6 separate regions of the Mus musculus genome follow, and all the other regions are linked to region 5. The links are chromatin loops, found by intact Hi-C in ENCODE. Cell type or tissue: left cerebral cortex. All regions are shown on one strand. Links, peaks and the distances in the headings refer to the core of each region. The heading gives the core; the rest is flanking DNA. Region 1 overlaps Dlgap2 (DLG associated protein 2). Region 2 overlaps Dlgap2 (DLG associated protein 2). Region 3 overlaps Dlgap2 (DLG associated protein 2). Region 4 overlaps Fbxo25 (F-box protein 25). Region 5 overlaps Dlgap2 (DLG associated protein 2). Region 6 overlaps Dlgap2 (DLG associated protein 2).

Region 1 (5,455 bases), core at 175-5,174, 480 kb before region 5:
AATAGATGATTTATTAATTATTAATGATGATCCTGTAAGAATTCCTGAAATTGTATCAGTATTTATTACACTCTTTTATAGTGGTACTGCTATTAGGTCCATTTTAAAACTGCAATGAGAACTGTCATTCTCCCATGTGTCACCAGTTAATTGCTTCTAGATAGAAACCAGACTTTCTACTACCCAGAGCACATTCCAAGAGGTGGTAAAACCATTAACCAAAGGTCATAAAAAGGGAACTAACGATTTATTATAGGTGCTTGGACAGAAGGTAAAATATTGTCTGGGTTTATCTATACTAAACGTCACTAATAGCTTAGTTATGGTTTGTAACTCTCAATGAACCTGTGGAGCTGTGACAGGTGGTGATGGTTTAATGGGATAATTACTCCTAGTGGATAAGCATGCAAACATTCTCTGTTGTAAACTTCTTATTCCATTTATGATTTGATCTTATGTGTAAACGTATGATGAACTTTTTGCCATGTGACCACGTATTCTGAAAGATGGATAAGTGCTGAGGACAAAGAGAAGAGCCTGAATTTCCCTTGCCCCACTTGGTGTCGTTCTGTTTTTCCCCTTTTTCTTAGAGAGCTTTCATAGGAAACTTTTTACAACTTAGAAATAAAGGCTACATTCTCTTTCCCTTTTTCTTCCTGAGACTTCAACCAGCAGGCTGAAAGTGAGAGAGCCCAGCAATTCCTGCAGAGATAGAACAAAGGCCACATTACTTAATCCCCCGCTGTTAGGCTACAGGAGTCAATCTCCTAAATCAGAGGCTTTTATCCCTCAGAATGGACAAGAAAGTTTTTAGGACTTTTTCAAAGTTATCATCAGCATTTCAGTATAATTAGAGACCTAGGACATCCAGAGACCATCAGTCTTTAAAGCCACATCAGAGTCCTACTCTGTGTCCCATTTTAACCCACTCCAGGCTGGGAGGCTCCAGACAAGACAGGTTTCATATTAACCTGCAACTTGCTAATTAGTCAAGGCAGTCCAGTGAGCCCCAGATATCTGTCTGTTTTCACCCTACACCCGAGGATTGGGACTGCAACCATGGACCAGCATGTGTGCGCACACACACACACATATGTGCATGTGTGTAGGAAGCCAACTCTAAGATGGCGCCGGTTTCTGGTGTGCCATTGTCATAAACAACATCAGCGCAGGTGTAAGCCCGAATCTGGCTCCAACCCCTCCCAAGCGGATGCATGCAAATTAGGTGCCGGCAGACTGACCAATCCCAGGGGGCCACGAAGCCTTCTCCTGTGCTGGGGTGCATATAAGCAGACCTCCCTGGGTTCCCAGGGTCCCCGTAGCAGCATCGAGGTGTTCCTGCAATAAAGGCTGTTGAGAAGAATCCAACCGTGTTGTGTCTTCCTTGCCGGCTGAGGTGGGCACAACATATGTGTGTATGTGTGTGTGTGTATCTGTCTGTATACATGTGTGTGTGTGTGTCTGTGTTTTGGTTTTGCTTTTGTTTCTTTTTTCTTTTCTGGGAAATTGAACTCAGGTACTCAAGCCTGTGCAGTAAACACTTTACAAACCGAGCAGATCCTACAACCCATATCATGAAGAGCTCAAGGCAGGTGCTTCACCCACCCCTTGGAGCTGGAGCCTGACCTGTGAGCTCCACTGTGTGCTCTGCGGGGCTGTGCATCTGTTTTTACCTCTGAGTCCCTGCTCCCGTTTTCACATCATGCCTTGTTGTCCGTGAACCAAGTTTCCTCCCTTAACATACCTGCTGCTTTTTATGTTCTGAATTTTAAAACAGTTTGAAGAAACTTGTGTGAATACAGTAATAAATCTGACCAGAGTGGTTACAGTTGTGGGTAGATGGAGACCTACATTCCCATTGATTTCTTTAGTTTCCCTTTTGAGTGGGCACCATGGCCTCAAGGTGTATGCATCTGTATGTCCATAAACCTGAGAAGCTTATAAGGGAGTAAAAGAGCTGTGAACTACTATGTTAGTAACTTTGCTATTGCAGTGGGGGAAACAGCATAGCTAAGGATACATATACATACATATATATAATATGTAATTTAAATATATATTTAAATATAAATATACATGTACACATATATACATGTATACATATGTATACATGATATATAGAATATATGTATATATAATTTAAATATTATAAATATACACATGCATACACACACATATATGTATACTGTATGATGTACATGTATATACATATGTGTGTATATATGTGTGTGTGTGTATATATATATATGTGTGTGTATATATATATGTGTATATATATATATATATATGTATATATATATATAAAATTTAATTGGGCATATATATGGTTTCGGTGGGTCAGAATCTGTGATGGTGGTGCAAAGGCATGGCAGCAGGACCAACTGAGAGCTCACATCTTTTGACACAACCACAAGGTAGAGAGGGAACACTGGGAAGGACATCAGGCTTTTAAGAGCTCAAAGCCCACCCCCAGTAACACACCTTCTACGCCAAGGCCACACCTCCTAATCCTTCCCAAAAAGTTCCACCAACTGGAGACCAGGTATTGAAAGCTATGAGCTGCGGGGGCCATTTCCCCTCCAATCACACAGCTGTGTTGCTAGGCATGATGATACAGATGTCTCCTCTCTTAACCATGGAGCTGTGTCTTTTCTGCCACCCCAGTGGAAGCTCTTCAGGGTCTCAGCTGGGTTCTTCTGTCAGAAACGCGATCAAATAGTTTCTGCCTTTTGTTCTCTGGGGCTCTAGGTAACCCTAGACCTCTCTGAGTATTCACTGTTGAAGTAACTTTGTCCCCTAGATGGAGCCGTGCACCCGCATTGCAAGGCAGAGACAGATGTTTTGCTGGGGCAAAAGAAGTATGTAGTCCTGCTCTGCCTTGGAGTGGAAAATCCTTCACTATCTGCAGGGCTGCAGGGAGCTGGCACCAGCTTTCTCATGGGGGCTGATCAAGTATACAGGGATACAAAGATAGGAGCTCTCACTGCCTCAAAACAGGGACAACATCAGTCTAGAGTGTGGTCTGTCTCAAGGTCACAGCTCCCATGGAAGAAAATCCATATCATGACTTCTGTAGATCTGAGGACAGCTCCTAGAGGTATCATGAAAGACATACTGGCACAGGGCCTTCACAGAATGTAATTTTTGATACTTTAATATTTAGCAAAAAAAAAGGAGAGAATTGTTTATATCTTGTAAACATGAACTGTCAAAGGACAGCTTCAGGCTTGTCACCCTTTTCTCAAGGGCTATGTAGCTGGTGGGAGGAAAGGCATGAGTCTGAGCTCAGGGGAGTAGGGCTGTGTCTGTGGAGGCGTTTACTGTGACATCCCCAGGTGGGGTCCCCAGTAGGTGAAGGCTGAGAGTGTGTGCAGCCTTAGTTCACATGTAGGCAGGGGCTGGATACAGAAGCAAGCCTGTGCCTTCACGATAGCACATACACACACACACACACACACACACACATACATATGTACATACATACACACATACATACATTTGTACATATGCATACACACACATATACATATGTACATATATACACACATTATATACAGAAGATACATATACATACACATATACATATACAGAAGCGAAGTTCAGAAAGAAGCAAAGTAATGGGAATTCTGACTGAGAGGCCAGACAACAGTTGGGCCATCTCTCCAGGATCTTGAAAACTTGCAAGTGCTCTCCTGGATTGATAAAGGCCAAAATACAAGTGGTGGCTATCATGAACCTGGGGAGAGTTGGTATCTGGAAAGCTGTGGGTGCTGAAGGCCATGGGGGGGGGTTCAGACTGTAACCCCACTGTGACTGCATACCTGCTGATAAGGCCCATGAGGAAGAGGCTGGTGAAGCGACTGCCACCAGTGGAAAGTCGGTGCTATACCTTGTGGGTGTAGCTGATCCCCAGGAAGTGACAGTGAATGGAAAATACCTGATTAGTGGCAGAGAGAAGGAAGGCCAGGAGTGCCACAATAGAGGAAGGGATGGAGCAGAACAGGTAAGACCCTCAGATGACCGTGACTGGCTTGAGTGGATTGAGATCAGTTGTGAGTAGAAGGATGGTTAGTGTGTTGGGTTGTTGTTTTAGTGTTCTTCTGTGAACAGACACCATGACAGGGGCTACTCTTATAAGGACAACATTTAATTGGGGCTGACTTGCAGGTTCAGAGGTTCAGTCAATTATCATTGAGGCAGGAGCATGGCAGCATCCAGGCAGGCATGGGGCTGGAGGAGCTGAGAGTCCTACCTCTTGTTGCGAAGGCAAACAGCAAAAGACTGGCTTTCAGGCATCTAGGATGAGGGTCTTAAAGCCCACCCCCACAGTGACACACTTCTTCCAACAAGGCCACATGTGCTAACAATGCCACTCCCTGGGCCAAGCATATTCTAACCACCACAGTTGCCAATGGTGAGTTAAGCAAGCCTCCGTGTGGGCACCTATTACCTGTGTTTTGGGTACCTAGAAGAAGAAATGCCTCTTGGCCTCTTTTTAGGAAGCTATAGTATAGAATAGTAGAGTATAAAATAGGAAGGAGGTAGACTTAAGGCCTGCTTCGGTGACAAGTCAGAGAAGATAAGTGTAGAAGAAGAAGGCCGGAGTTTAGCTGGAGGAGAGCTACGTAAAGTGTAACTACTGGTGGTAGGTCTCACAGTGTCTGTGCAGTCTGGGGGCTTTTCTGGAGGAAGGAGGCAGCCCACAAACATCTTTCAGCATAGAGGCCCATTGTTCCTTGGGTGACCGTGTGCAGGCCCTGTTCTGCTGGTTCAACTCCAGAGAAAGGACTCAACACTCCACTCCTTCCTCCTCCCTCACACAGCCCTGAGCGGGGATGAGGCTGTTGCGCTGTGAGAAGTATCCTAAGGGGTCTCCCTGCCATGGGACACCTGTCACTCATACAAGTGAGGGATATGTGCAAGTCTGCAAAGGACAGGGTCCATGTACAGGAATCCTCCCCAGGCAGTGCTCCATCAAACTCTGATTGCGAGGTTCACGTAGCAAACCAGTCCCTACTCTGTACCAACTGTATTGTACTGGGTGTTTGAAGCTGGAGAATGGCACCCAGTTCATGGGGACGGGAGGGGACCTAGCTCACAGTGAGGGCACAGGACACAGTTCGCAGTGAAGTCTCTCATAGTGCACAGCGAGGAGATGGAACATCGTAGGCAACAGACACAGGACAGCTCAGCTCATGGTGACAGAGAGTCAGCTCAAAGTTGAGTCTCCAGCTGTGCCCAGGAGGAGCTAAGACTAGGCAGACTGACTGCATTGTGTTTGCAAAAACTGTCAAAAGTTCCTCAGCAAGTGAAGGGAGATTGCTGTATGGCAGAGAAACTTTCAGAGATACCAGCTCTTCGGGTGTCTCAAATTGTATGTCCCACCCCAGTTTTTAAAATGTACATATTTATTATTTTATGGATTTCTCTAAAACTCTTAGTGTATCATGTGATA
Region 2 (5,455 bases), core at 211-5,210, 120 kb before region 5:
CCAATCCATCTGTGTGACTCCAGGCCATTGGCCTCTTTGCATGTCACTTTCTTCATCTAGAACACAGGTTTATGCTGGTTGACCAGGGCTCAGCTATTAGTTGGTTTGGTTTCGTTGTTGTTGATGATGATGATGTTGTTGTTTTGTTTTGTTTTTTAATACTAGTGACCCATTTCTTCTATTTAGCCAAGTGTCACTCATTCATCCACTACCAACAAAGTACAACCCAGAATAATGACACTTGCTTAGTCCCTAGGAAACTTCAGTGCTTGGTATAAGGTGGAAAGTGGACAGATGAACTGGCCTGAATGTGTAGGAAGACAGACAGATGACTGTGAGCCTTGAGTCTGAGCCTATGCTTTTTAAACATTTTCAGGAACTCTCAGCAGGCTGTGTGTAGTAAGCATGATTTTCCTGGGCATTTTCTGAATAATGCCAGTGCTTCAAACGTGAAGGCCTCACCTCTCAAGAGGAGAGGCTCAGTGACAATATGGCCATGCTCCTGCTCACTTTCTGCCATGCATGACCACTCGTGCAGTCTGCTGCTCTGCAGAGGCACTGTTCCCTCCCTGCGGCACCTCATCCACAGGATACACTCCTAGACAGCTGCCGAATTCCTCTTGCTACACCTTGGCCAAGTGTAAGCATATTCAGACAGAGAACCGTGAGCCTAGAACAGTGGTAGCTCACAGCGTGGGTTTATAGTGTGGGAAACAGGAAACAGTTCCCATGTGAGCCCAAAGACATGGACACTACATGAGTTGGGGAGAGAGGAGAAGATGACACACACTCTAGATTCCTACCTGCAAGTATCAGAAAGATGGCTACTTCAGTGCTTATCAGCATGGAGTTCTCAGCAGCAAAGCTAACAGCAGCCAAGGTCCATAGGAACAGAAGAGCAGCCTGTGGCATCGAGGTAACCAAGATCCAGGGCAAGGGTCTCACCAGACAGTCCTCTCAGCACTCAGACAGGAGCTTTGCCATTCTGTCTGCAGTGCCCTTATACTGTTCTCATAGCAAAAAGAAATTGTTATTAAATTTATTTTAATGTGCATGTATTAGCTGTACTCTTCCAGGGTCCTTAGATTCAAAGACCCCAGGATGATAGGGTGGTTGGGCTTGGTCCACAGTGAGGCTATGAAAATGGGATGGTTGATTGCTATCTGAAAACTGCTAGGAATTGGCCGCCCGTTGCAAGATGTATTCTCAAGGTAAGACCCACAGGGCTAAGATTGTGCCAGCTGTTATGTTGTGAGCATTTAAACTCAACAGCTGCTCAGCATCTTGTGCAATGTGAAAATCTGGGCAGACACTGTAAGTTCCAGTATAGTACCATGGCAACCAAAAGAAAACAGGAACCAGCCATCCAAGAACTGGAATGATGTTCTGTTTGTCTGTCTGTCTACAAGGACAGCTTCTCCCTTCCTTTGCTCCGCTGTTTACCTAGGACACATTAATTCAATGAATCTATTCTGGAAAATAGTCTTTATTCCTATAGTCTTATAATTTATTGGAAAGGTTGAATCTCATGCACATATTTGTAATTTATATTGTCTTTGTGTCCATAAGATGCCTTTCCTTTTGTTTACTAATATTTTCAAGAAAATGCTTTCTTTAGACCCATGAGCACCTGTGTGCATGTGTGTGGTATATGTACATATTTGTATGTACATGTTTGTGTGCATATGTGTACATGTGGATTGCATGAATATGTTTGTGCATATATTATGTGTGTATATCTGTGCATGTGGAAGACACCAATGCCAGATGTCTTCCTGGCCTACTTTTCATATTATCTTTGAGACAAGGCCTCTCACTGAACCTGGAGCCCAGCAGTTAGCTGGTCTTGCTGACCAGTGAGCACTAGGGAGCTGCTGTCCGATGTTTGATTTGTTGATGTGGTACTGTAGGTGCTAGGGATCTGAATCCAGGTCCCCGACCCAGCTCTCTAGCTCATATTTCCACACACACCTTAAGCAGTAGCAACAGTGCTGAGAATTTACCTTCTCTTCCCTGTATTGTAATGTTCTCTAAGAGGACCCTCTCTGATTTTGAACTATTTTTTTTTTCTGAACACACCTCTCTCCTTCCTGTGATTTTTCTGTTTCTATTCTCACTGGACACAGAAAGAGCGAGGCTACAAGCCGCCTGGAACTCTTGCCCAAGGCTCTGGCACACAGTCTCACTTTCCTTCTCTCTCTCATGGTATAAAAGCACTTCAACAGTTTACCTTATTTTCTCATTAACATTTGTAGCATCAGATTAAATTCTTTGGCAGTGTGTAAACAAGTAAGTAACATGAAATTGGTGTCCTGGTACTATAGAAACGCTCTGTGCAAAGCAATTTGTTTCATTTAAGAGGTTTTTTCCCTTTTCTCTTTCCTTTTTTCTAAAAACATAGAGTAACGGTAATTGCCCTGCCAAAGGGTAGAACACTTTACAGCTTCTCAGATCCTGGCCTCGTTTATTTCCTAGGTCACACTCGTTTATAAATGCCCTCGAGTAACATGAGATCCATGCCTTGCCACAAAGTGACCTCACGGTGCACTTTAATTTTTAATGTATCTGTTTGACTCTTAAGAAATATTTCAACCTCAATTTCCAGCAGGTTTTCTTGCGTGGGTGGACTGGAAAGGGTATCTCCTGGAAGCACCTGTCTGTCGGAGCATCTCTCAATAGGAGTACCAACCTACGGGAGCACCTCTCATGGGAGCATCATCTCTCTGATGGCTCCATTCAAATGCTTTGGGTAATCGCCAAGGCTTCTAACCCCCAAACTGGCTCTTTCTAGAATGAAAATATAAACCACATTCAAATACCACGGGGTGGGGGTGGGGAGGCTTTTATAAGTAATGATCTGAGTTCTTTCCCTCTCACCCTTCAGCAGGAGGAGTGCCTGTGATCCTGGGGCTGGGCAGTGTGTGCCTCTCAACCCATCATCCACCTAGACTCTTTTCAGAGGAGTCATTGGAATTCACAGGCCTGACTTATGCATTCCCAAATTAGGTGCCCTCTCCCTAGTAGGTTCCCCTGTTGAAACACTTTCCAGTCCAGTGAGATGGCTCAGCGGGCAAAAGCACCTTCCTTAGAAGTGTGAGTTCCCTGGGGCCATGGTGGAAGGAGAGAACCAACTCCTGCAAGTTGTCCTCTGGCCTCCACACACTTGCTGTGGCATATGTACAGGCATTTGGCCTGCATGTGTGACTTGCACCACGTGTGTACTGCCTGCAGAGGGCAGTCAGATCCATAGAGGGGCTGGTAATGGAACCCAGAACCTCTGGAAGAGCAGCCAGTGCTCTTAACCACTGAACCATCTCTCTAGTCATACTGTGGCTCATGTGCACCTGCACACACACACACACACACACACACACACACACACACACACACACACTGAGAGAGGTAGACAGACAGACAGACAGACAGACAGAGACTAAGAGACAGAGAGAGAAAACAAGAAAGACAATAGTAATTAATAAAATGAAAGAGTGAGGCTACAAGCAGTCATAATGTTATTAGACATTAATAACAAAAACAAAAATAATATTACTGCATAAATACCCACTGATACCCCCTCCCTAGTAATCTCTCAGTTTAGTGAGAGACTATGTGACTTCTACAAAGGTCCTGTGTGTTTCCTAGCAGAAAGTCAGCAGCATCCACAATACTTCCGGGTTGAATGATATTAGTGTCCACATTGTCTATATCCAAGACCTCTTTATGGTAAAACTTTCTATTATTTTGCTTTCATAAATGTTATATTGTAAAACAAGGAAGTCAGGGTCACCACCTTGTGAACTGCATTTCCAGTTTTTGTTCACTTGTGGAGCAGCGAAGTCCCCTTTTGCTGCTGGATTCTGGGGCATGCATTTAGGATCAACATGTTGCTGAAGTGTAGTATAATTACAATAGCCAAATAAAAGTTAAGAGAGAAGGCTGGTGGGCAGGAATTATTAAGCCTCTGATTTGCATTAGAAAGAATCCAGATAGGAGAAATTGTTTACAAAACAAATTATAGTTACTTTTGTGATGCTAAAGTTCCATTTCAGAGTAGATTTCTCAAGCACAAAAAAGGAAGTCCCGACCTTTGGCCTCTAGAATAATGGAACCAGGTCTTACAGCAAACAGCAATTCTCTTCTGTGCCTTGGAAGCCATTGTTTCTGAGTGTTACAAGGAGGAGTTGTTTAAAAGCTCTTTATTAAGCCCATAAATAAGATGTCATTCGGTAATTAAGTGGCGGTACGTTGCAGATGTGCACGCTAGTCCAGTCTGGTGGAAAACAGCAATGCAATTAGAAGACAGAGCTGCAGGGTTAGACACCTGAGCTCAGCATCACCTACTCTGCAGCTCCTTATTCACCTTGTGCTCCCAGGAGACACCCACCTGGGTGCAGGTTTTCTTTTCATATTGTGGCTTTGACGTATGTCTACTCAGTGGGGACTTTTGTATGCCTTAGAGATTATTGAGGCTGCTGTTGAATCTGCTTATCAAAGAACCAAGAAGAATCACTCAGCAGTGTATGGGTGCGTGAGTGTGTGTGTGTGTGTGTGTGTGTGTGTGTGTGTGTGTGTGTGTGTGTGTGTATGTGTGTGTAAGCACATATATTCCCAGTTTATGATACACAGTTGAACTAATGAAGAGGGTTAATGAAATTCTGAATATTAGCTTGAGGCTGTGGAGGAATTGATGGGTTTAGATAAATTTGGGTTATTTTGATGCATTCCTCAAATTACCCTTGACATGACTTTATGGATGGGGAAGGTCCTTTCTGTCTACCATAAATGTCCACTCTGCTATGGGATTCTACTGCATCTCAACCTGAAGCCGTATGTTTAGGCATAGAGCAGTGAATGGCACTTACAAGGTATGGCTGGGCAGGGCCGAGGACGGGGCCCATGCCCTGCAGTGGTAGCCCCGAGAACCACTTCAGAGAAATGCTGTCAAGAGCAGTCCTGGCCTTACTGCCTTCAGCAGTTTCCATCTGAATATATGTCTTCTTTGCTACCCCCTTTTTTCCAAGCCCTCGATTGCTTGCTTTCTCCTACATTTTACTACCTTTTATCTGTTCCAGTTCAGACACCTCACTCAATGGGAGCTGCATTAATCCCCCTGTGGGAGGTATCAGCCAAGCTCAGTAGGAGATATGAAGGTGATTTTTAAAAGAAAGATGGCCGCAGTTTTTATGTGCTTAGTGAGGTCCTGATGCGGTCTGAAGCATATGTTTAATTTGTTCATCTGTTGCTCATGCTAACCCTGAAGGAGGTGTAAGGATCAACTGCATTTTACTTGGGAAGGGGGACATTTCTGACCATGCATTAATACTCTACTCCTGGGTTCCTCCCCCACATGGTAATTCCCACCATGGGAGCAGAAGCACCTTTCTTAGGTTTCTATTCCTGCACAAACATCATGACCAAGAAGCAAGTTGGGGAGGAAAGGGTTTATTCAGCTTAC
Region 3 (5,455 bases), core at 162-5,161, 470 kb before region 5:
CACGTCCCATTCTCCAGTGAGCACAGCAAGGTCAACCACGCCCAGCCTCTGAGACTTTCTGATTGGAACACTAGACTCAGCTTCCAAAGGCTCCTTCTTCTTTTCCTCTGCACACTGGCATCCCTGTTTCTAGGGGCACAGGAGTGGTCTCAGTGCGGCCAGTCAGTGTGCAGTAAGCCTAGCACATTCTGTCTGAGCTCACACCGAGCATCGTTTCAGATTTCATTATTTCCAGCCGACAAACCCGAAATGTAAGTATTTACTCTTTGCAATATGTTTTCAAAGATGGATGCACTCTGAATTGTCTGAATTGTGATTATTAACATGAGTTGCTCATGTATTTGTGGTACTTGTGTTATCGAGAACATCGGCTTTACCCTCTCAACAACCTTTCAAGACATGCTGTGTAGCACAGATAATCTCTAGAATGAACTCCTCCCAAGGGAGGTTTTTGCCCTCAACAGACATCAACCTGTCCCTACTCTGCTGGTGACAACCATCTACCGTCTACCCACTTTCTCCTCCTGAGAGTCCCCTTTTCAGAAATCTGGCTTTAAAGAGGTGTGTGTGTGTTATGTCTGTATGTGTGTGTATTATGTGTATTTGTGTGTGTTGTGTGCATGTTGTGTGTGTGTATGTGTGTGTTATATATGTGTTGTGTATTTATGTGTTGTGTGTGTGTGTGTGTGTGTGTGTGTGTGTGTGCGCGTGTGTATGATTGATGTTCAGTTTTGAGTGTGAGTGCCTGGAAAAGTGCCCTTCACGTGGGAAGTGCTCAGCGGGGCCAGTGAGATGACTCACAGGGAAATGTACCTGCTACCAAGCCGGACGACCAGAGTCCAGCCCCCAGGGTCCAATTGTGGAGGAGAGACCAAACTCCTGCATGCTCATGTCTGACTCTTGCAGCCTGCGGCGCACATACATAGACATGCACTAAGTAAATAAACACTATTTTTTTTTTTAAAAAGAAAGTGCTCAGTAAACACCCACTGTGAGGAAGTAGTGAGATGTTCAAGCATGCCCTTCAGACAAACTCTGATGTCTAGGATTTCTGCAGGTCTGAGTGCCAAATACCAGGCTTGTGGGCTAAAACCCAGACTGTACAGGGCTTGAGAGGTCTCACACACACACACACACACACACACACACACACACACACACACACACACGTTCAAAATAGTTAACGAAGAGAACGCTAGGAATGTGCCTTTTGATTTTATTGAAGATTTTTCTATTGAGAAGCCCTGAAGAGCAGTGAATCCCTGTCCATTAGGCATGCATTAGCCGCAAATAGGATGAGGCTGGACAGTTATTAAAAGAAACCTGATTTCTGAAGCATCATGTGAGTTTCATTACCTCGATTTCCCACCTGCTCCTGCTTTGTCCACTTTAACTGCACTCTCGCATGCAGTGTGGTGGGTCTGTGCACTACCTCTGGGGTTTTCTCCTCTGTGGTGAAGGCACATTGCCAATGCCGGTTTTACACACCTCCAGTTTGTTCTGCTGACCAAGCTTCAGCTATGTGTGCTATCTTATGTACAGTAGAGAGTGGGTGATTCTTTTCTCTTCCTGCTGGAAGAGAGAATGAGAGAGGCAGGAGAGGGAGAGAGAAGAGAGGGGAGAAAGGAAGAGATGAGAGGAAAGAGGGAGAAAGGAAAGGGGGAGGGGAGAGAAAAGAGATAAAGAGAGAGGGAGAGGAGGAAGAAGAGGATAAGGAAGAGGGGAAGGAAGGAAGGAAGGAAGGAAGGAAGGAAGGAAGGAAGGAAGGGAAGGAAGAAAGAATTACAGAGGGCCCAAGTAACAGCAGACAGGGTTTAGTGACTTCTCATACTGTATATGTTCATGTTTTTGGTCTCAGTAGAGTGACATGGCTGGCAGGTTCTGCGAATGGCTATGAAGTGATAGTGACCGACTCCTGTCTGCTGTCACTGCTTGCACAGTAGCCTAAGGCCCTTTGGCAAATGGCAGTTTTAGTCGTCTCTCCATCTAGCTTCCTATTAACAGACTTGCTTGTAGAAGGAGACTTGGTTTGTTAGGTGTCCTGCTGAATGTGGACCTCATCTCAGACCCGCCTCTGTTTTCTACCCAACCCCCTGGGCTACGGCCTTATTCACAGTAAGTGCTGAGAGATGTTCCCTGTGCTCAGGGCTTCGGCAGCCTGGCGTGCACCTTGTCTTTATCTCTAGTATGTGGCGGCATAACTTTTTTTTTTTTTTTTAAATATCCTTTTGAAATTAGTTCACACAACATAAAACCCACTTGTTTCAAACATCAAATTCGTTGCTTTTTTAGTATATTGAAAACACTGTGCTGCATTATCAGATGATAAATTTGATCACTTTTTCTTTTTTTTTTTTTTTACAATTCCAAAAGAGATCTGAGACCCATTAGCAGCTGCTGCAGCACTCCCAGACCAGCAACGCTGGCAGGTAAATCTACCTCCTACATCTATGGAGTAGTGCATTTGTTGGGTATTCTGTGTTGGGTGAAGCCCACAATAAACGGTTGTGGGGTCTGGCTTCTCTCAGTAGGAAAGGATTGCAGAGTTTATTCATGCTTTAAGCTGCTTTCGTACTTGCTTGCTTTCAGGTACTGATTTGAATGTTTGTTTACCCGCTCACTAGCCAGTGGTTGTTTTTCTTTTTTTCTCCCCTGTTATCTGCAATGCTGGTCTAAGCATCCTGTACATGCCTTAATTACTCTTAGATATAGCTGGGAGAGGACTGTGTGGGGTCATGGTGCAGGTCTGCTTTATTGATCACTCTCCAGGTTGCTTTTCGTGGCTCCCGTTTCCGTTTATGTTGGTAACAGATGGAGTTGGATTTCTTTATACCCTAATAGCGGTGGTTAGTGTGCCCTTTGCATTGCAGGTGCCCTAGAAAGAGTGAGGCACTGTACTGCAGCGGCAGCTTCTGTCTACAGCATGTTGTCTCATATGTCTCATCTCTCGAGAAATGACTTTATTCTTCTGTCCATTTGAAAGCGATTGTCTTGTTATTGAGCTGTAGATACTTAAATATTCCGGATATAGGCCCTCTCGTTATTTATAGGGGTTTCAGACATTTTCTCTCATTTTGTGGGTTTTCTTTTTCTTTTTTTGCTGTATTTCGGTGTTTTTGCAGCACAAGAGTTTCAGCTCTGCTTAAGGCTAGTTCCCATGTCCTTTGTGCCTGCAGTGCCCTGTCTCAAAACTCCCTGTTTAACCTCTGTCCACCAGGGGCAGCTCTTGGGCTGCGTTCTGAGTTCTGTGGCTCCTACACCCAGGCCTAAGGGGGTTTGCTGGTTTGTTTGTTGTTGTTTTCCTTTATTTATTTTTAATAAAGTTGTGATGTGAGGTTTCAGATGCAACTTCTTCTTCTTCTTCTTCTTCTTCTTCTTCTTCTTCTTCTTCTTCTTCTTCTTCTTCTTCTTCTCTTCTCTCTCTCTCTCTCTCTCTCTCTCTCTCTCTCTCTCTCTCTCTCTCTCGCTTTTCTGGCTGTCCTAGAACTGCCTGCTGAAAAGAACACTCTCTTCCTGTTGTTGTTTTGACACCTGTCTTAGTTCACTCAGGCTGCTGTGATGGACAGCACAGACAGGGTGGCTGTTTAAAAGCCACACACCGGCTTTTCACAGTTCTGGAGGCTGAAAGCCTTAGATCATGGTACCAACTGGTCCGGTGTCTAGAGAGGCCTGCTTCCTGGGTCTTTGTAATGTCTTTTTGCTTTCTCAATGAGGTGGATTGGATGAAGAAACATTCTGTCCCCCATAGCCCCATCACCTCCCAAAGGCCCCACGCTTTAAACAGTCATCTGACGAATAAGCTTTGGCCGTTTGCCTTCTGGGAAGTATAAACATTCGATACATGTTGTCTTTGATATCCTGTTTTTGGCTCTTGGTTTTTATCACACAGATCTCTATGACCTATGTAATGGCAAGCAGTTTGGTTTTTCTTCTGTGATTAAAAATCTTAGGGCATGTGGGGACGATGGTATACAAGTTCAGAGGCCAGTCTGCTTGGATCTAATTTCAGTTAGTAACTGACTTGGAGCAAGTTGTTCAACTTCTGCGGCCTGAGGTCCTCACCCTGAAGAGCAAATATCTTTGAAACTGATATGGGGAATGTATGAAGAACATATGGATTAATACACGTTCCTGTTTGACTTTGGTCCTGTGAGGTTTTTATACCTACACCATGGACACCACAATGGAGACTGCAAAAGTCCTAGCTAGAGAAGAGGGCAAAGGAAGAACTGTTAAAAGCCTGCTCTACTTGCAGAGCCTCTGTGCTTCTTATCTTAGTGATGGCATCTATGGTCTTACTACTTGACGCCGGAGTGTTGACAGAGCCTCTTCTGAAGCCTCTAAGGTTGCTCTCATCTCCAAGATGGTCCTTTTGAACTCCAACAGCATCCTGCCCCTCCACCCTGCCCCTGCATCCTGCCCGTGCATCCCTAGGATAACTCTAGTGATTAGGACACTGTTGTGACTTACTTGGCTGTACTTGGATACACATGCACAAACTAATGTGCTCACCTGGGCACCCAGGCACTGCTTCGGAGGGTCACATGACTCTGGGTCTAGACAGGACACCAGGTAAATCTGCTGTGCCCACAGTTATGCCACCATGATGGGAGATCTGGGAATACATCCCTTCCCCTCGTTTGTCTCTCCTTTGCTCTATAAAATAAGGAACTTGTTAGCTATTCTCCAGGGGGCTCTGTGACTTTAAATTTCAGTGTGCCTATAAATATGACTAAGTGATTTCACAACTATATTTAAAACTACAAGAGCAGACTAAAGGGTGGGAAAAGCTATGATTCTCCTGTTGGAGTCACAGTTGGAACTGAGTTTCAAGAAGTGTGGTGAGTTATAGAATATGCAAACGCCATTGATAAGGGGCTGATAACGAATGTTTGTCACTGTGAAACTACTTCACAGTGGGATGAGATCTCATAAAGTATACCTATGTAAAAATGGGTTTGGGGTGAAGGGTCTGAGGACTTCATCAGTAGCCTTCTGGAAGACAGTTACTGAGGTGTGCTGCATTGGGTATAGACTACCACAGGGGTCTTTATAGCTCTCATCTGTTAAATAACTCAGTTTTTTAAAATGAATTGTGAGAAGTATTAATATGTAACCATCGAAAATGAAAGTGTCCCTATAGCTTTAGTGCCTTGAAAGTCACAGACTTTGGTGTCCTCATCCAGGGATTTTCTTCTGGGGCTCGCTCCAGAGGGTTTCCTTAACCGAGGCACCTCAGTGAGTGAGTGTGTGGCCAGCAAACAGTGTTTGAATGGCTTTTTGTAAACACCCTTTTTAGCTCCTCGTGGAGAGAAAACTTAGTTTTCCTTTCCTTCTTTGTAAGAAAATCAAATTTGTAGGTTTTTTTTCTGGTTGTCTAAATATTCTTTAGTTTATAAAGATCAGCTATGCAGAAAAAGAAAATACTCTCTACCACTACAAAATAGCCACAAGA
Region 4 (5,000 bases), core at 1-5,000, 910 kb before region 5:
TCAAAGGCCTCCTCCAGGACCTGAGCTCCACCCTTGGCATCCTGGTGAGAGGGGTGGGGAAGTCAGTGCTAGTCGGGAACATCAACATCTGGATCTGCCGCCTGGAGACCGTCCTCAGCTGGCAGCAGCAGCTGCAGAACCTCCAGGTGACAAAGGTAGGTTTCTTTTCTTTGTTTGGTTTTGGGGGTTTTCTTTTCTTTTCCTTGTCTCTCTCTTCTTTTCCTTTCCTTTCCTTTCCTTTCCTTTCCTTTCCTTTCCTTTCCTTTCCTTTCCTTTCCTCTCTCTCTCTCTCTCTCTCTCTCTCTCTCTCTCTCTCTCTCTTTCTTTCTTTCTTTCTTTCTTTTTTTTTCCCCAGAGACAGGATTTTGCTATGTATCTCTGACTGGCTTTGTAGACCAGGCTGGCCTTGAACTCAGAGATCCACCTGCCTCTGCCTTTGGAGTGCTGGGATTAAAGGTGAGCCCCGTCACACCTGACCTAAATTTATTTTTATTTGACACAAAAATTGTATGTACATAGGAGATGCAATGTGGTGCTTTATAGATCTGTGATGTGTAAAGACTACATCAGGGCAGTTGGCAGCCATCACCTCGTGTATTCATCAGCTCTCTGAGGTTTTCAGAGCGTTGTTGTTAGCGGTGATATGCCACTGTGCTAATGAGCAGTAGACGTCATCTCTCCTATCCTGGGCCCATTAGCCATGTATTCCCTACCCTTTTCTGTCCGTCTTTCCCCAGATTCTGGCTACCACTGTTTCACACTCTACTTCTTTGAGACCAGTTTTTTCCTTCCAGCATGTAACTTAGAACATGCGGTATTTTGTTTTACTATTCTTGACTTCTTTCATAGAACAGGATAACCCATGGTTCCGTTCATACTGCAGAAGATGACAGTATTTCATTTCTTCTGTGGCTGAGTAATATATAACATATTTTCTCTATTAAGTCACGTCCAAAAAAAAAAAAAAAAAAGTCACGTCCATGGGCACTAGGCTGACCCCAGGTCTTGGCTACCATGAATCCTGCTACTCTAAGCACGTGACTTCAGTTCCCTTGGATGGATGCATACAGCATTGCGGGTCACATGGCCGTTCTGTTTCTGTTGTCTCAGGAGCCTCCCCACAGCTCTTCTCTTTGCTTATTCACACCCATCTGCCAACAGTCCTGAGACTTCCCCTGCACCAGCTCAGCACTGCATTTGTCATTTGCATCTCTCATGATTAGATTAGTGATGCTGGCTGTCTGCATATCCTCTGGAGGTGTGTCATCCAGCTAATCCACCCTTCCCTGAGTCCTGCACTTCCCTAGCATCTGTACATTAACCTATCAGACCAACAGCTGGCAGCTGTCCTCACCCTCCGTGTTGGGCGTCTTTCTCCCTCTCTGTGCTACAGAAGCTTGTTTGCTTTGTGTTAACCATATTGTACGTCATAAACACGCTCAGTGTCAGTGAGGAGGAAGCTGAGATTTAACAGTAGATACAGATAGAGCTGGGAGGCCGCACAGACACCAGGCCTGTCCCTGGGTGAACCGCAGCGCAGCCCATGTTCACTTCACTTGCTGCCATGAAGCAGGGTCGATGTCATCAGCAGTTCCACATTTCAGATCCACCGTTTTCTAGGTATTTTTCTAGTTAAAATAGAGCAGGGGCAGGCATGTCCAAGGATAACTTCCTGAGCACAGGGAAATCGCTATGTGCCAGCCCCATGAGACGATGCTATGTGGTAGCCCCCATGAGACCACCCTGCAGAGCAGTGAAGAAGACTGAAGTGACCGTCAGAGCACATGGCCTCTTCGCTGTAGTCTTGCTGAAGCTGTCTCTACAGCATGGCCATTGTGTTTTGTTGCAGGAAGCCCCTGTGTTTTCTCCACGTGACACCGCTGTGCTTCCTTTCAGCAGGTAAACACTGGCCTCACACTCAGTGACCTGCCCCTGCACATGCTGAACAACATCCTGTACCGTTTCTCAGATGGCTGGGACATTGTCACCCTGGGCCAGGTAACACCAACCCTGTACATGCTCAGTGAAGACAGGCGGCTGTGGAAGCGACTGTGTCAGTACCACTTTGCTGAGCAGCAGGTGAGTGCGGGCAGCTGGCCTTGCTGCTTGTGGGTTCTTCTTTCTTCCTTCCTTCTCCACCTTCCAGCCCTCTAACACTAGATAAGGAGGAAGGAAGGATAGAGCGAAATGGAGAGAGACTGTGAATGCCATCGGTCTGGTTGGAAAGGGAGTGACATTATTGTTAGACGACTTCCTGATGAATAGGAGTGTCGGTTCTGTGGGGCAGTGTGATCTTCACCATCAGGATGATATCTGATTTCTCCTTGTTTCTTTTTTGCTCACAACTGTTTAACAAATGGTAACCCAATAACAACCACCCACCCACCATTGTTCAACCAACAACCCAACCCAATCCCTCCACCCCCAAGGCTTCTTGGGGCCCTAGCATTTATACCCTCTGAAAAACCCCTAGAATTCCAGACCTTACACGGTTGCAGAAACTATCTACAGCTGGTAAAGTCATAGCCCGGCTAGAGTACGAGGCAAGTCACAGTCAGCTGCTGTGGATAGTCTGAAGCAGCCCCGTATCCCACACCTGGGTTAAAACAAAACCATAGTCCCACGATATTCCTGTGGTTTTTAAAGAAACCAAGATCTAACTAAAGTGTGCAGGTCAGTCCCTGAGTCAGGCCAGCTGGCCACCATCCTTTGCCCTCGAATGAAGGTGGGGAGCACTTGATAGCAGCTAGAGGATACCAAAGTTGCTTCTGAATTGTATCAATTACAAGGCTCATGTTTCATATTGAAAAGGAATCATGATTCTAAAAATGTCCTAGTACCAAATTACTTAACTAGCTGAGTTGTGTCCTGTCTCCTGGGAAAGGTCACAGTGGTCTCTTTCCCTGATGAGTCCCACTCTGGCTCTGCCCCCTCCTGTCAGCCTGTCGTCCTTGCAGTTCCCGTGCTTCCCACTTGGTGGCACCATCTTGAGGTCCTGTGTCTTGCTAGTTGATGCTCCTGCTCCAGAGTGAAATCCCCACCTTTGCGTTTCTGCAGCATGTGGGCATCCTGGCTCACTGCATCAAGCAGTGCCTGTTTCATTCAAGGATAGGAAGCAGCGAGTGATGCATTGTCTGTCTTACGGATGTGGACATACCTGGGATGCTGGAGCATTGTGACGTGGGGGCCAGAGTGTGCCTGGTTCACGGCAGATGTGGGCAGAGCAGAAAGCAGGTCCCATCAGAAGAAGGAATCAGGGGTCTTAGCCACAGCTGAGATTCCACCCAGCTTAAAAAGTCCAGCAAAGCACCTGGAACACAGGGCACCTTTTATATGGCTCTCAGGATCTTGCTTGAGAGAAACACTGGTGTGGACATCAAAGGCGGTAGTCAGGGGTGATGTACGTGCCCAGCCAGGACCCTAGGAAAGTCCTAAGCAGAGCCCCAAGGAGATGCCCAGACCCAGAGTGAGCCTGTGAGAGCGCAGGAAGCTCTGGGTTCTCAGGCATGGAGCAGTGCAGCCAGGATGCTGCAGATGGGTGAGCATGGAACTGGGTCCATGGGACTGGGCTGTGCAGAGGCTGGGCCTGAGAATGGCTCGGTAGGCAGGCTAGCCCACCTAGCAAGAGGCATAGCTACTCCATCTGAGTGGGAGTGGACGTCCATTGCTCCCTGCATCCTTAGCCATCCTGACTCTTCCTACTCTCTTCTTATCTCTTTCTCAGCGGCAACTGTGTTTCCGCCCCCTCCTTTTTGAGATTAGATTTGAGCTGGCATCAGAAATGCAGGAGAGAGTGGTTGATCTTTTGGAGGAAATATTTAGAGCCATGGATAGAGTGATGAATAAATGTCTGTCTAGGATGGGCCCTGTGCATCACACATTGCTCTGGGACCTACCTCCAAGGATACCATAGGGCAAGGCCAGGGCTCGGCCTGGGCCACCAGAACCCCTGGCAGGCGTTATATATCCAGACGTCACACGTCCTTCAGGAAATCGGCTGACTGTTGGTTTGTGAGTCCTGGAAGTTCCTTGATGAAAGACTGTAAAGGTTAAAGGTCTGTTTACAACAGTGTTCACCTTCTATAAGAACTTAGAGTAGAATCATCCGTTAGCACCTGTGAGAGCGTCTTTTGATGCATATTTTCTTGATTGAATCACAAAACTGAACTGTGAGATGTTACCAGTTCTTCAAGAGTGACTAACAGCAGCAGGCTCCTGGTTTCTCAGGATCAGCAGTAGCTTACAGCCAGGGCAGGGTCCGGCCAGCACTGCAGGCTAGGAAACACCTCAATGAAGCTGAAGGCTGTGTAGGTCCTGGGTCAGCTGTTTGTAGTGACAGCAGCAGGAGCCACTGGCAAGATGTGTGTGATGTGAGCAGCTGACGTAGATGTGAGACGTGAGTAACAAAAAGACCCCAGGTTCTTATGCAGAGGAGAAACACCCGGGCATGTGGGCGTTCCTCCTGGGAACACTGGGCATGGAGCCGTGAGGAGGGAAGGCAGAGGTATTTTTGTCTCTAGCTCATGTTTCCATGGTGCTTAAAGGACACGGAGAGCGCTCCAGCCAGGCCTGTGACGGCCCCTCTGCTCTTCAGGCTGTCTTAGAAATCAGAGTCCCTCATTGGCTCCATTATTATTTCCAAACGAAGTCCTTAAAAGGTGTGGCTGGTTACATGTTGTACAAGAGATTGTTTTCAGTAATAAGAAGCGAAACACTCCTAAAAGGCCATAGCACACTTAGACAAGGGCATCTTTTCCTAAATGATCGAGGACGTGCCTATTGGCTCCGCAGTTCCGATGCACGCAGACCTGATCTAGCATGGGTCTTGTTTTCTCATGGCCCAAGTTACATTGCCCACACCCTTTGGTAACACCTCACTCAGATGCTACCCGGTTTGTGTCTCTGTCACTGTGCTTGGTGTTGGGACACCATTGTTGCCTCAGGAACCTTGTGCCATTGGCTGTCGTCTCAGCCTCCCTCCAGCCCGAAGCAACCCCTCA
Region 5 (5,455 bases), core at 278-5,277:
TCAGGACCCCAAAATAAGGAGATTCTGTAGTGTCCATCACCATAAGAAGCTAAATCATCCCTAGTACCCAGTACTAAGACCCTCTTAGCTAACACTTGGTTGTCGTTGTGTATTCTCACAAGCTGGGAAGGAATGGGAACATCAGCTGATGGATGCGTTTAGCATGGTCCACACTAAGCTCCAACCCCAGCGAGAAAGCATGGACGGCAGTTCTGATCCCTGCTCACTGGACGCCCGGCGTTCTTGCTTTGTTATGACTGACTGAGTCTTCGTCTTCCCTGTGTCTCCCAGTTCTAGGAAAGATCAGGAGTGCTGTAGGAAGTGCTCAGCTGCTCATGTCCCAGAAGTTCCAGCAGTTTTACTGGCTTTGTCAGCAGAACATGGTAAGTGGCGTGGTAGCCTCGATCCCATAGACGCCAAGATGTGTGCGGCCTTCGTGGTCACAGAACCTTTCTGTTACTTTTCAGTTGCTATGACTTTTCAAAACACCGTGACCGACACAACTTATAAAAGAACAAGTTTCTTAGGAACAGACAGTTTCAGTGGGTGTTTTCATGATCATTGTAGTGCGGGGCATGGCAGCAGGCAGGCAAGCAGGCATGGCACTGGGGCAGTAGCTAAAATCTTACTGAGACACAACCCCCAGGAAGAGAAAGGGTTAACCGTGAATGGTAATGGATGGTGTGGGCTTTTAAAACATCAGAACTGTATCCCAGTGACACACCTCTGCCAACAAGGCCGTACCTTCTTATCCTCTCCCAAACAATTCAATCAAGTGTGGACCAAGAATTCAAACCTATGAGCCAATGAGGAGTATTCTCATTCAGACCACCACACTCCTCATTGGTCAGAGAGCTCCAGTGCAGGGATGGGAGAGAATATAGCCCAGCCTGGACCCACATCCCAAGCCTGGAGACCCACACATTGTCCCTGATAAGCCATACCTCAGTCTTAGGGACCTACACCCCACATCAGTGGGGCACTTATACCTTTTATGGCCCTAGAAACATCCCTAAGGTCCAGAAGCCGACACATCTTGCACTGGAGACCCACACACCTAGCTCCAAGGACCAACATCCCATCCTTAGGGTGCTGACTCCACCTGGGACTCACATACCCTAGTCATCTACATTCAGGCCCTGGCAACTCACACCTCTTAGGCCCAGGTTCCAGGTGGAAGCTGGGGCTTGGGCTGGGGTTAGGGCTGAGTAGGGCATGCAGAAGTGGGGGAAGAGTCTGACTGTATACCTTCCTCTACTTGCTTTCTCTTCCAGAAAAAAACCTCAGGAGAAGAGGTAGGGAATGAATTGCTGTGATGGCCGAGGTCACAAGGAAAGAAAATCAGCTGGGGGTCGGGGGATGTTGAGCACAGATGCATATAAGTGTGAGGAGACTAAGATGAAATCTTAGAAGTCATTTGGCCTTTGCATATCCTATAGTGAGGACAGAAATGAATGTGTCTTGAGATAGATTTATGAATTCAGTTGGCATTGATCCTGGGCCTTCCTGTCAAAAAGAGAAGAAACTCACCTGTATATATCTATATCTACACATATGCCTATACCTATACTTATATCTATATCTATATCTATATATCTACACCTATGCCTATACCTATACTTATATCTATATATCTATACCTATGTCTATACTTATGTCTATATATCTATATCTATACATCTCTATGTCTATATAATCTATATCTATCTTATCTCTATCTATATACGTATGTATATGTGCATTATGTGTATATATATGTGTGTGTGTGTATTTATATACCTGCATGTATGTTCATACATCCTTACCTTCATATATTAACATATGCATATACCCATTTATTGCACACACACATTGTTTGGTTTCTCCTGACTAAGATATTTATAACTCCATGAGAATCATGAATTATATCCGTAGTTCTTTATAGGAGATTTTACAGTCCTGACATTTAGTACCTAACATTTTCCACGAAGGTAAAAGGCTCTGCTGGGCCTGTCACAAAGGCAGCAGGTGTTCTGACTGCGCTGTGCTTGTTAGCATACATGGAGACACTGGGCTTACAGCATGTCCTACTGCATATGCGGACATGGCCCCTCAGAGCTGTGGACCCAGGTCCTTCATCAGGTCATTAAGGATAACGTTTTCTCTAACATTTTCCTGTTAGCCCATTAAAGTTCATCAGGACATTTCGCATGATAACACGGCACCTTTGGCATGAAGCTTTGTCGACATTTAAAGGGTGATCTGGAAGGTGTGCGACCTTGGGAGATGAAACTAGATAAATGTCTGGCCATTATGTGTGGCTCTGCCTTCCTCTGCGCACTACCTATGCAAGATTAGATTGATCATAAGGAATGCTATTCTGTGTAGTTGTACTCAGGGTGGCCAGACAGCCTCTGAGGCCTCTCGGTTCAGATCATTCTGCAGGGGGGACAAAGCTCACCCTTGAGCCTCTTAATTGCACCCCTCTTCTGCACCTGATGGAGCTGATTTGGCCTTGAAATGACCCACCCTGACATCTTTGAAGCCTTGCAAGTTAAAAAAAAATCTGGTTGGCTATCTTCTTTTCTTTTGGTTTCTCTTTGGGACCTATGAGACCCTCATTGGAGGGCAGTGTCAGAAGACATAGGCGGAAGACAGAGCATATTATTTGCTCTCAAAGCCGTGGTTCATGGTTGCTGGGGCCACTGCTGGTAGTAAACATTTGTAGGAAGTTTGCCCATCCTTAAGTCTAGGAAATGACCCTAGGGAAAGACAGACACCTCTTCCTAGGTTTCTCCAAGCTGTGCAGGCATGGGCAATTTGTGATGTAGCTATAATGCAGCTATCCCTCTCCCACACACTCAAGCAGAATCAGACAGAAATCTTGGACTGCCAGAGTCAGCCTTAGCTTGGCAGACATATGGACAGACGTCGCCATCTAGTGTTTCAATGGAAGAACAGGCTCGAACAGCAGAGCCCAGCTCTGAACCCCACTTAGGAGGAAATGGAACTTTCACATTGTGAAAGTTCACCTTCTACCCTAGGACCCTCCCTGGTGACATAGGCTGTTACTTGAGTGCCTGTGAACTGGGAAGAGGCAATGGTGCCCAACGGGTATAGTTTCCACGTGAGCATTCACTCAGCTGTGAACCAAACAATGTTCAACCCAGACCACTGATGAAATGTGAACAATGTAAGCACTTTTGGACAAATGTTGATTGTGTAACTCTACAGAATAAGCCAGCCTCACACTGAGTTAGGTAACCACACACAGAATCGGTGCTTAACTGTCACAGTAAGAACCCATTGAAACAGGCTGGAGAGATGGTGGCTCAACGGTTAAGAGCACTGACTCCTCTTCCAGAGGTCCCGAGTTCAATTCCCAGCAACCACATGGTGGCTCACAACCATCTGTAATGGGATCTGATGCCTTCTTCTGGTGTGTCTGAGGACAGATACAGTGTACTCATTTATATAAAATAAATAATTCAAAAAAAGGGAGCCAATTGGACCATACACTGTGCAGAAGTGAGGTTCGTCTTAGGCTGAGAAGAAGCCCAGGTTCTGCCTGTGGATGGTGGAGTGGCACCCCTTGGACAGGCTGAGTTAAGTGGGAGGGGGTGTCCTTGAGTCTTTTGTTCCTTCAAGAGATTGACTTGACTCTCCATGGGAGAAAACTTAAATCACATTACCTTTTGAAGTCATGCTTAATCCTCAGAACTAGAGCTAGGACCCATCAAAATAAACACAATGAAAAAAAAAATGGCCATAATCCTAGTGGCCTACCCACAGGGCAATCCGTCCCATCTGATTAAGTCACATGGCTCTATGGCTTTCTTGAGCTGCAAACCATTTGAAGGATGGAACCCAGAGAGTCTGTACATGCTAGGCAAGTATTGTACCACTGAGCTACATTCTACCCGCCCCCCAGGATTTTCAAGTTGAAGCATTAAAGGGATATGCTACGTGTTTGTAAGCCACTGGCATGTGCCTGGGCTGAGGTGGTCAGGAAGAATCTCCTGCCTTGTTTCAAACGTGTGGGGCTTCTCCTTGAGTGACTTAAAGGAGAAAGAATAGACACCCCCCCCATAATGTCCCTGTGTTTCCACAGGACCCCAGCGCCATGCCAAGACCCACCTCACAGGATCTAGCTGGCTATTGGGATATGCTGCAGCTGTCTGTGGAAGATGTCAGCATGAAGTTTGACGAGCTGCACCAGCTGAAGCTCAATGACTGGAAGATAATAGAGTCACCCGAAAGAAAGGTAATGCAGTCATGTGATGCGGTGGTCCCAAGCTTGTAGGCTTCTGGCGCCTGCTCCGGTACCAGATGATAGCGGATTTCTCCACATTTAATACAGGAACAGATTGTGTGTGTGTGTGTGTGTGTGTGTGTGTGTGTGTGTGTGTGTGTGTGTGTGTGATGGAGGAGGGGTATTGCAAGCACATACACAAATGGCCAGGAATGGAATCCTAGGTTCGAGAATAGCAGTGGGTGTCTTGCTCTATCTCCGGTACACAGACATCTCAGAGACACCAGGAAAGATCCCTACATCTCTAATCTCGTTTCCTCCAGGGATAAATCCTGGCTCATTTTCATCCAACTTCTGTTTGGATTGTATTTAGCTGATCTCCCACAGGTAAGATCTTAGGTCTGGCTAAGATGACAATTGTCTTCTATCCAAATACACTTTACCTGGTACATGTAGGGAGCTAAGGGCGTGACTGCATTTAAACCTTTCGGAGCAGTCTGAGGGTGTGGTCTTCTGATGGAGCTTCATCATCCTTAAATAGGCTGAAAATTTGCATTAAGTCTGAATTTGGCTCCTGCTGCATGGTGACATCATCTCAGGAGAGCCCTGGAAGGCAGTCCAAGTCAGCAATGCATGTGTCGACTTACAAGCTCCCTAGAGATCTAATAATGGCCTGAATTTTCTAGACAGATATAGTCCATTAAATTGAGTTACGGCTAATGGGGCCAGCAAGATGGCCCAGTGGGTAAAGGTGTTTGCCATCAAGCCTTATGCTCTGAGGCCGGTCCCAGGATCTACATGGTGGGAGATCTAATTCCTATACATCGTCCTCTGACCTCCACACAGTGCACTGTGGCACATGTACACCCACATGCATCATCCATACATATGCTCACTAAATAAATGTGGTCCTTTTATTTAAAATTCCAGTTAGATGTGGTAGTAGTTTATGCCTGAGTTCCCAGAACGTGGAAAGCCAAAGTGGGTTTGTAAGTTTGAGACCTGAAATAAATCAGGAGACTCTGTCTCAAAATGAAATAAAGTCAAGTTACAGAGCAAACAGATCCATAATCGTTTGGAGAAGTACCACTTACTGCATGAGGGAGACTGTGTAGCTGCTGCTTAGGAGGAAAGACAGTGAGGGTGCTCACTGTCTGGGCTTCCTCACACAGTGCTGGTGGCTAGTGAGGCTCAAAGCCGCCAGCCTGACATGCCCCTGAGGAC
Region 6 (5,455 bases), core at 223-5,222, 520 kb before region 5:
TTCCTTTTTTTTTCATATGAATGCAGTGTTTTCCTCTTTCTATATCTGACCTCTTTTTTTTTTTTTTTTTTTTTAAGATGATGGGTTCTTTGGAAAATGAAAGTCATTGTTCATTTCTAATGGGGCCCAGCATCACTGTGTGCTGGCTTAAGTGTTTGACTACTTAGTCATACAGTTCAGGGTTGACATTTAGATTTTTATTCACTTTAAAAATCAGACTGGAGCTGGGGTGATGGCCCTGTTGGTGAAGACCTTACTGAATGAGCACGGGGGCCTAGGTTTCATCCTCGGTATTCATGGAAAATCTGGAATGCAGGCATAGGCGTGGAATCTCAGACCTGGGTTGGCAGAAGCAGGTGGATCCCTGGGATTTTCTAGCGAGCCAGCATAGCCCGGTAAGCGAGTTCCAGGTCAGTGAGAGACCCTGTCTGAAGAAACAAGGTAGATGAAACCTAAGGAATAACACCTGAAGTTAGCCTCTGACCTTCTCACACGTGTCTGCACACTTACACACATGCAAACACACACACACACACACACACACACACACACACACACACACACAAAAGACATTGATGCATAGATCTTTGAGCACCTAGAATTAGTGTATTGGAGGCAATATGGTTCTGATTCCTGGGTAATCCATGTGGAATGCCAAGGTGCAGACATCTCAGGGGCTCACATCCTTGCTTCTTGGTAGTTGGGAAGCTGCAGGTCCTAAGAGGTAGTACTTATTATCCCTGGAGTGGTTCAACATGAGGGTGTGTTCTCTCCAGATGTTTTTATCTAACAGAGTCTCTGCAGAAGATGCCAAATGTATAGAACCTGTATCAGTGGTCCTTTCGGTCGTTTTGTGCAGTGTCTGAGATGTAGAAGTTGTGTATCTGTTGCCATTACATCAGGAAGCCACTGGCAGGGCTAGTGCATTTGAGAAATGCTAGAAGAAATGTCCTTAAATACAGATGTAGGCATACTGGCTTATAGCCTAAATTTGCCACTGTCCAACCTGGAGATGATGTTAACCTTGCTCTCCCATGTCCCCAGATTTACATTAGTCAGCTGTGCGGGATGGTTGGAATCTCTCCTGACTTTGTATCCAGGAATCCTAGGATATACCTGCTTTCATGTTCCTTCTGTGAACAATATCTAGTAAGTGCTTTCAACCATGCAACTTAGGAGGATCACAGAGTGCCTGCCCCCACCCCTACAGTTCAGGCTGTAGGACTGGATGGTTTCATTCCCAGGGAGCCTCCAGCAGCTCATCCTGTTGTTCTAGATGGCCCAAGGACACAGACCAAACTACTAGGCTGGGATTGATATGCTGTTTTGGAAGGTCCACTGAGAAAGGACCAACAATATTCATGAAGACAGTTCTCACAGCTCTGTTAGTACCCAGGGGCAAAGGCATGAGGTACACAGCATCCCTCTCAATATGCTGACGCCTCTTTAGGACAGAGCATGGCTTGAGGACATTCAGGACTACCACCACCAGGACATACCCATGTTCCTTAATTACATAGTTGTTGCATCTTCCTTGTAAGTGATCACCGAGCAGAGTAGACAAAAGGAGGACTCACAGTGTAACTGACTCTTTTCTGGTCTTAGAACAGGGATGGACCATGCATGTCTTTCTACACCCACCTTTGTCTCTCTAGTCAAGAGCCAAGATAGCAGAGCATCCTCAGGATAATTGCTTCCTGTGCGTGTGCATCTAAATGGGAGGCTTAGCGGGAACAGATGCTGCGTGGATCAGGCCTGCTTTCAAATAAATCATGGGAGGAAGGGAAGAGCAAATATTTGCAAAGGGCTTCACACTCTGCACAGTATTCCCACGTATTTGTGTCCTGATGGTTTCTGTGTGGACTCTGGCCTGATGTCCCCCTTGACCTTGACTCCAGCACCACCTCCATGAAGGCCAGGAGGAAGAAAACAATCTGAGCATGTGGCCCGAGTTTAGGAGTCCAGTGTGACTGTCACTCCTTCATTCTACAGCTGACAACCTCTGAAGTTCACTTCTGACCTGATCGGTCTGGGAACTCAGCTTCAGGAATTTGCTGGGAGGCTGGGACATGCCAGTGACTCCTCGGAGAATTGTTCCTATAGCTTTGAAGATTGTTGTCATTAAGTAAAGTGGCCTGTACACTTAGCTTAGAAGTAGGTCTAAAGGATGCCCCTTTCCCTGGTTTCCAGAGTCAATGTATTAATAGAGAGAAAACTTTGCAAATTGATTGAGAACATTGCTGTTTGAAGGAGAGAGGGCTGATTCAATTTTTATAGAATTTTCATAATAATTTGTAAATAAACCTTTTAAAAAGTCAATCAACAGCTGAGAACAGGGTATCTTTTGTTAATACATGTCCCCTGCCCCCAGTGGACATGGATTTGTCAATGGAAACTATTTTAAGACAGCTCTTATGTCTGGCGTTCTGAGTGTCCTACTTCCTAAATCTATGGCATCGGTATAGGGTTATACAAGTGCCACAAGGTCACCCTTGGATGTCATGATGCTAGTTCTCAAGCTCTGCCTCCATTAGGGTGTCCTGTAGGGTACAGAATACTGCAAAGGAGCTACCTTTCAAGGGCTATCATATAACTGAGAGGATCCTGGGAACACAGTGCTTTGAGAGCTCCCGGCCAACACAATGCAGCAGGATAGGCTCTACCTCCCTGGCTCTGTGTTCCCGGCTGCCCTGCTAATGAGAGCTGCATTATGCATCACTCTGAAGACATTAGCACCTTGTGCGGTTTCCGATTGTTCTCTAGTCTTGACTACTGGATGGATCATCGTTTCTGGCTAAGAGGTAGAATGCACTCTGAAAACAGATTCCTGAACCCAGAGGCAGGAGCCTCAGCAACATGTGGCTGAAGTGGTTTGAAGGGAGATCGAGATAATAGTGTGCTTGCTGCTTGCCCACAGCCTGCCAAGCACCACATTGGGTATGTAATGACTCGTGATGTGCAGTCGGCACCATAATCCACCAGGAGGCAGTTTGTCATCGTATAGCAACTGTGGAAATCACGTTCAGATTCTGGTTTGCATTCTGAATCAAGGTGAGCCTTTTCACAACACTTCTTTGGGCATCCCCTGTTGCCTCACAGGTCTTGGCTATTTTTTATACTCAGTTGCTGAAACAGAAAGTTGGTTTGGGATTGGTGCCAGGGAACTCTCCCTGGCCACACAAAAGCCACATCATTGCTAGTGGTCAGTGCCCCAAGGCACCACAGGGAACTGGATGGAAGGCCCCTGAGCAGAGATGGTTATTCATACATACTCAAGCTCCTGAAAGCCCATCCTTCCGTTGCTCTGTGTGCGTGTATGGGTGGGAATAGAATTACAGAGCCATAGAGCCCCGCTCTGAGACTGGCTCGTTGAAGGACTGTGGCTGCCTCTTGTGCCACCCCTCTTGTTGGTGGCTCCGGTCACCACAGACTGCACGATGAAGAGATGAACTTTGACAAGTCTGCCAGGTGTTTGGCATCCTCACTGTGCCCCTCCCCCACTCTGGTATCTTTTACTGAACCCTAGGCTTAGTGGTTGCCCTTTAAAATGCATCTGGCAAACAGACAGGGCGGGCTGCTTATTTGCTGAAGTATTTCCCTCCTGGACTTACATCAGCCTGCAGGGCCACTGGTTTCCATTATTTCTAATCACGTCTTCCGCGAGGAAGCTGTCATCTGCCCTTTGGTATATGCAGCTTCCACAGGCCTGGGTCCCTCTTGTACCTCAGAACTTTCCCCAGAGACCAGCCTTCTTCCCAATGACCCAGTAAAAAGAAAAAAGGACAGAAATAAGGAAACTCTTAATTTCTTTAATGCTTTTGGGAGATAGTTTCCAACCCGACTATGATTCTGTGTTTGCTATTATCGTTGACATTGTACTCGACGCATCTTAAGAGGAGTCCTTGTCTTCCGTGGCTTCAGAACGCAACAGGATATTTTAAGTGTTTGCTCTAGCTTCCAGAATTATGGACTTCTCCCCACACTGTGCCCACTGGCCTACTGTCTGGCTGAAGACTAAACTTCCACATGCTTCCTGCTCTATTCTGGGTCCTGTGTGTGCTGGGGAGTTACCGTTTTCTCCACGGTTTCCCCAGGCTTGTGAACTGGCATGCAAGCACGTATTTTTCCATGACCAGCACTTGTGAGCACTCACAACAGAAGGCAGGTCCCAGGCTGTGCTCTCCCCAGATGCAGGTCAAGGTTTTAAAGTTGAAGGAGCAAGTGGATTTTCATTTGGGGGCTCCTGGAATTGGCAAGTGCTAATATCCACAAACCTGAGGTCCGGTCCATGGGTCCGTTGGAAGCATGTGACTTTTCATCTGCTCTCTGAGGTTTTAGACAATCTTGCTTAAAGTTCTTGGGTTTCCTTTTCTTTTCCTTCTTCCTCCTCTTAAGTTGTTTTACTACCTGCCTAACTTCATTTCCTTAGCTATTCATTTTATAGAATGGAAAAGAAATGTGATTTCTTTTTTTGTGTGTGTCACATTTCTCTGGCAGTAGCAGGTGGCCTTCCTTTTTTTTTTTTTTTTTTTTTTTTTTCTGTAGGTTTTGATCTAAGTGGCTCTAAAGGGCTGGCCTCTCTGCAACCCCACGCCCCTGCTTCTGCTGAGCCCAACATTTGGCCCCAAGGGCTCTGCTTTGCTCTCCCATCTCTCTTCCCTGCTGTCCTAGAATCTGTACAAGATGTCCAGGCTGTGTTGGACCCCTTCTCCTGCCCCAGTCTCATGAGGACCAAGGCTTAATCCCACTTGATTTGAAAGTTAGGAAACAATTGCTTGAATGCTTACACTGATACTAAATTTTCAAGATTTGTTTCATTACTTAAAGTAAATTTCAAGTTTAGTTGATGTCTAAGAAATAGATAACATTGCTCAGGTGCTGGAATACTCAAAAGTCAGCATCTATTTAGGCTTCCTCACCAAATCAGAGTGGAGTCCTATTTAAAAGAAAACAAAAAACAAAACAAACAAACAAAACTAAGTAGATCCCAGGGGGCAAAAAATTAAAAAGGTTATCCATAATTTTTCTCATACTTTTCCTAAATGGATTTTGATTCACGTATGGAACAATTGGCTTGTGAGTGCATGTGACTAAAAGGTTTCGTCAGAAAGCTCCTTGGTCCCCTGCCTCATCTCCCTCTCCTGGTTTCCTGCCGAGAGTGTTCCGGTTCTGTCTGTACTGAGTGGCTCTGCCAGCTGTAGAGCTTCATGAGTGGACGGATCTGCTGCCACCCATCTTCTTTTAGGTGACCTGATGGTGTGAGCCTTGACTGCTTAGTACCTGCATTGGTGTTATTCCTTCATTGTTGGAGTCTTGCTCACTTTTCCAGCCTGGGTGCTCACATCTTTCAGCCTTGGATACCAACCTTCTGTGGCTTTTGTATGAGTTCACTGGGGCATGAGCCTCATCCTGCTGGGACCCAGGCTTGGCCTCCCATAGCTGGAGGTTTCACACC

The links. Peaks named below come from ENCODE experiments on the same cell type or tissue, not always from the same donor. Only the 100,000 strongest peaks of a DNase experiment are listed, where the experiment ranks them.
Region 1: it touches region 5 in a loop (4-fold over the local background); 21 of 42 quality-filtered maps call a loop at or near these places.
Region 2: a loop joins it to region 5, with 11 times the contacts of the local background. A loop is called at or near these places in 8 of 42 quality-filtered maps.
Region 3: it touches region 5 in a loop (6-fold over the local background); 21 of 42 quality-filtered maps call a loop at or near these places.
Region 4: a loop joins it to region 5, with 4 times the contacts of the local background. A loop is called at or near these places in 14 of 42 quality-filtered maps.
Region 6: it touches region 5 in a loop (5-fold over the local background); 2 of 42 quality-filtered maps call a loop at or near these places.

The regions. Positions count from the first base shown.
Region 1 is chr8:14,355,154-14,360,608 of GRCm38, forward strand. All of the region lies in intron 3 of Dlgap2 (DLG associated protein 2), which reads left to right. Among named protein-coding and RNA genes, the nearest start is that of Gm26184, 85 kb to the left of the region's middle. In left cerebral cortex, for the core only: a CTCF peak has its summit at 2,805; a DNase peak (open chromatin) is centred at 2,823.
Region 2 is chr8:14,718,660-14,724,114 of GRCm38, forward strand. All of the region lies in intron 5 of Dlgap2 (DLG associated protein 2), which reads left to right. Among named protein-coding and RNA genes, the nearest start is that of C030037F17Rik, 45 kb to the right of the region's middle. In left cerebral cortex, for the core only: a CTCF peak has its summit at 3,229 (motif pointing right); no DNase peak of the experiment used is centred there.
Region 3 is chr8:14,365,381-14,370,835 of GRCm38, forward strand. All of the region lies in intron 3 of Dlgap2 (DLG associated protein 2), which reads left to right. Among named protein-coding and RNA genes, the nearest start is that of Gm26184, 95 kb to the left of the region's middle. In left cerebral cortex, for the core only: a CTCF peak has its summit at 3,214 (motif pointing right); DNase peaks (open chromatin) are centred at 805, 3,219 and 4,733.
Region 4 is chr8:13,929,286-13,934,285 of GRCm38, forward strand. Fbxo25 (F-box protein 25) reads left to right here. Exons shown (of 10, transcript NM_025785.3): 7 at 1-155; 8 at 1,897-2,079. Among named protein-coding and RNA genes, the nearest start is that of Fbxo25, 24 kb to the left of the region's middle. In left cerebral cortex, for the core only: a CTCF peak has its summit at 2,966; DNase peaks (open chromatin) are centred at 1,244, 2,985, 3,711 and 4,443; H3K27ac peaks cover 1,146 bases.
Region 5 is chr8:14,839,408-14,844,862 of GRCm38, forward strand. Dlgap2 (DLG associated protein 2) reads left to right here. Exons shown (of 16, transcript NM_172910.3): 14 at 292-383; 15 at 4,091-4,243. Among named protein-coding and RNA genes, the nearest start is that of Cln8, 46 kb to the right of the region's middle. In left cerebral cortex, for the core only: a CTCF peak has its summit at 2,912 (motif pointing left); DNase peaks (open chromatin) are centred at 2,878, 4,413 and 4,801; H3K27ac peaks cover 990 bases.
Region 6 is chr8:14,322,092-14,327,546 of GRCm38, forward strand. All of the region lies in intron 3 of Dlgap2 (DLG associated protein 2), which reads left to right. Among named protein-coding and RNA genes, the nearest start is that of Gm26184, 52 kb to the left of the region's middle. In left cerebral cortex, for the core only: a CTCF peak has its summit at 2,983 (motif pointing right); DNase peaks (open chromatin) are centred at 1,708, 2,659, 2,942 and 4,026.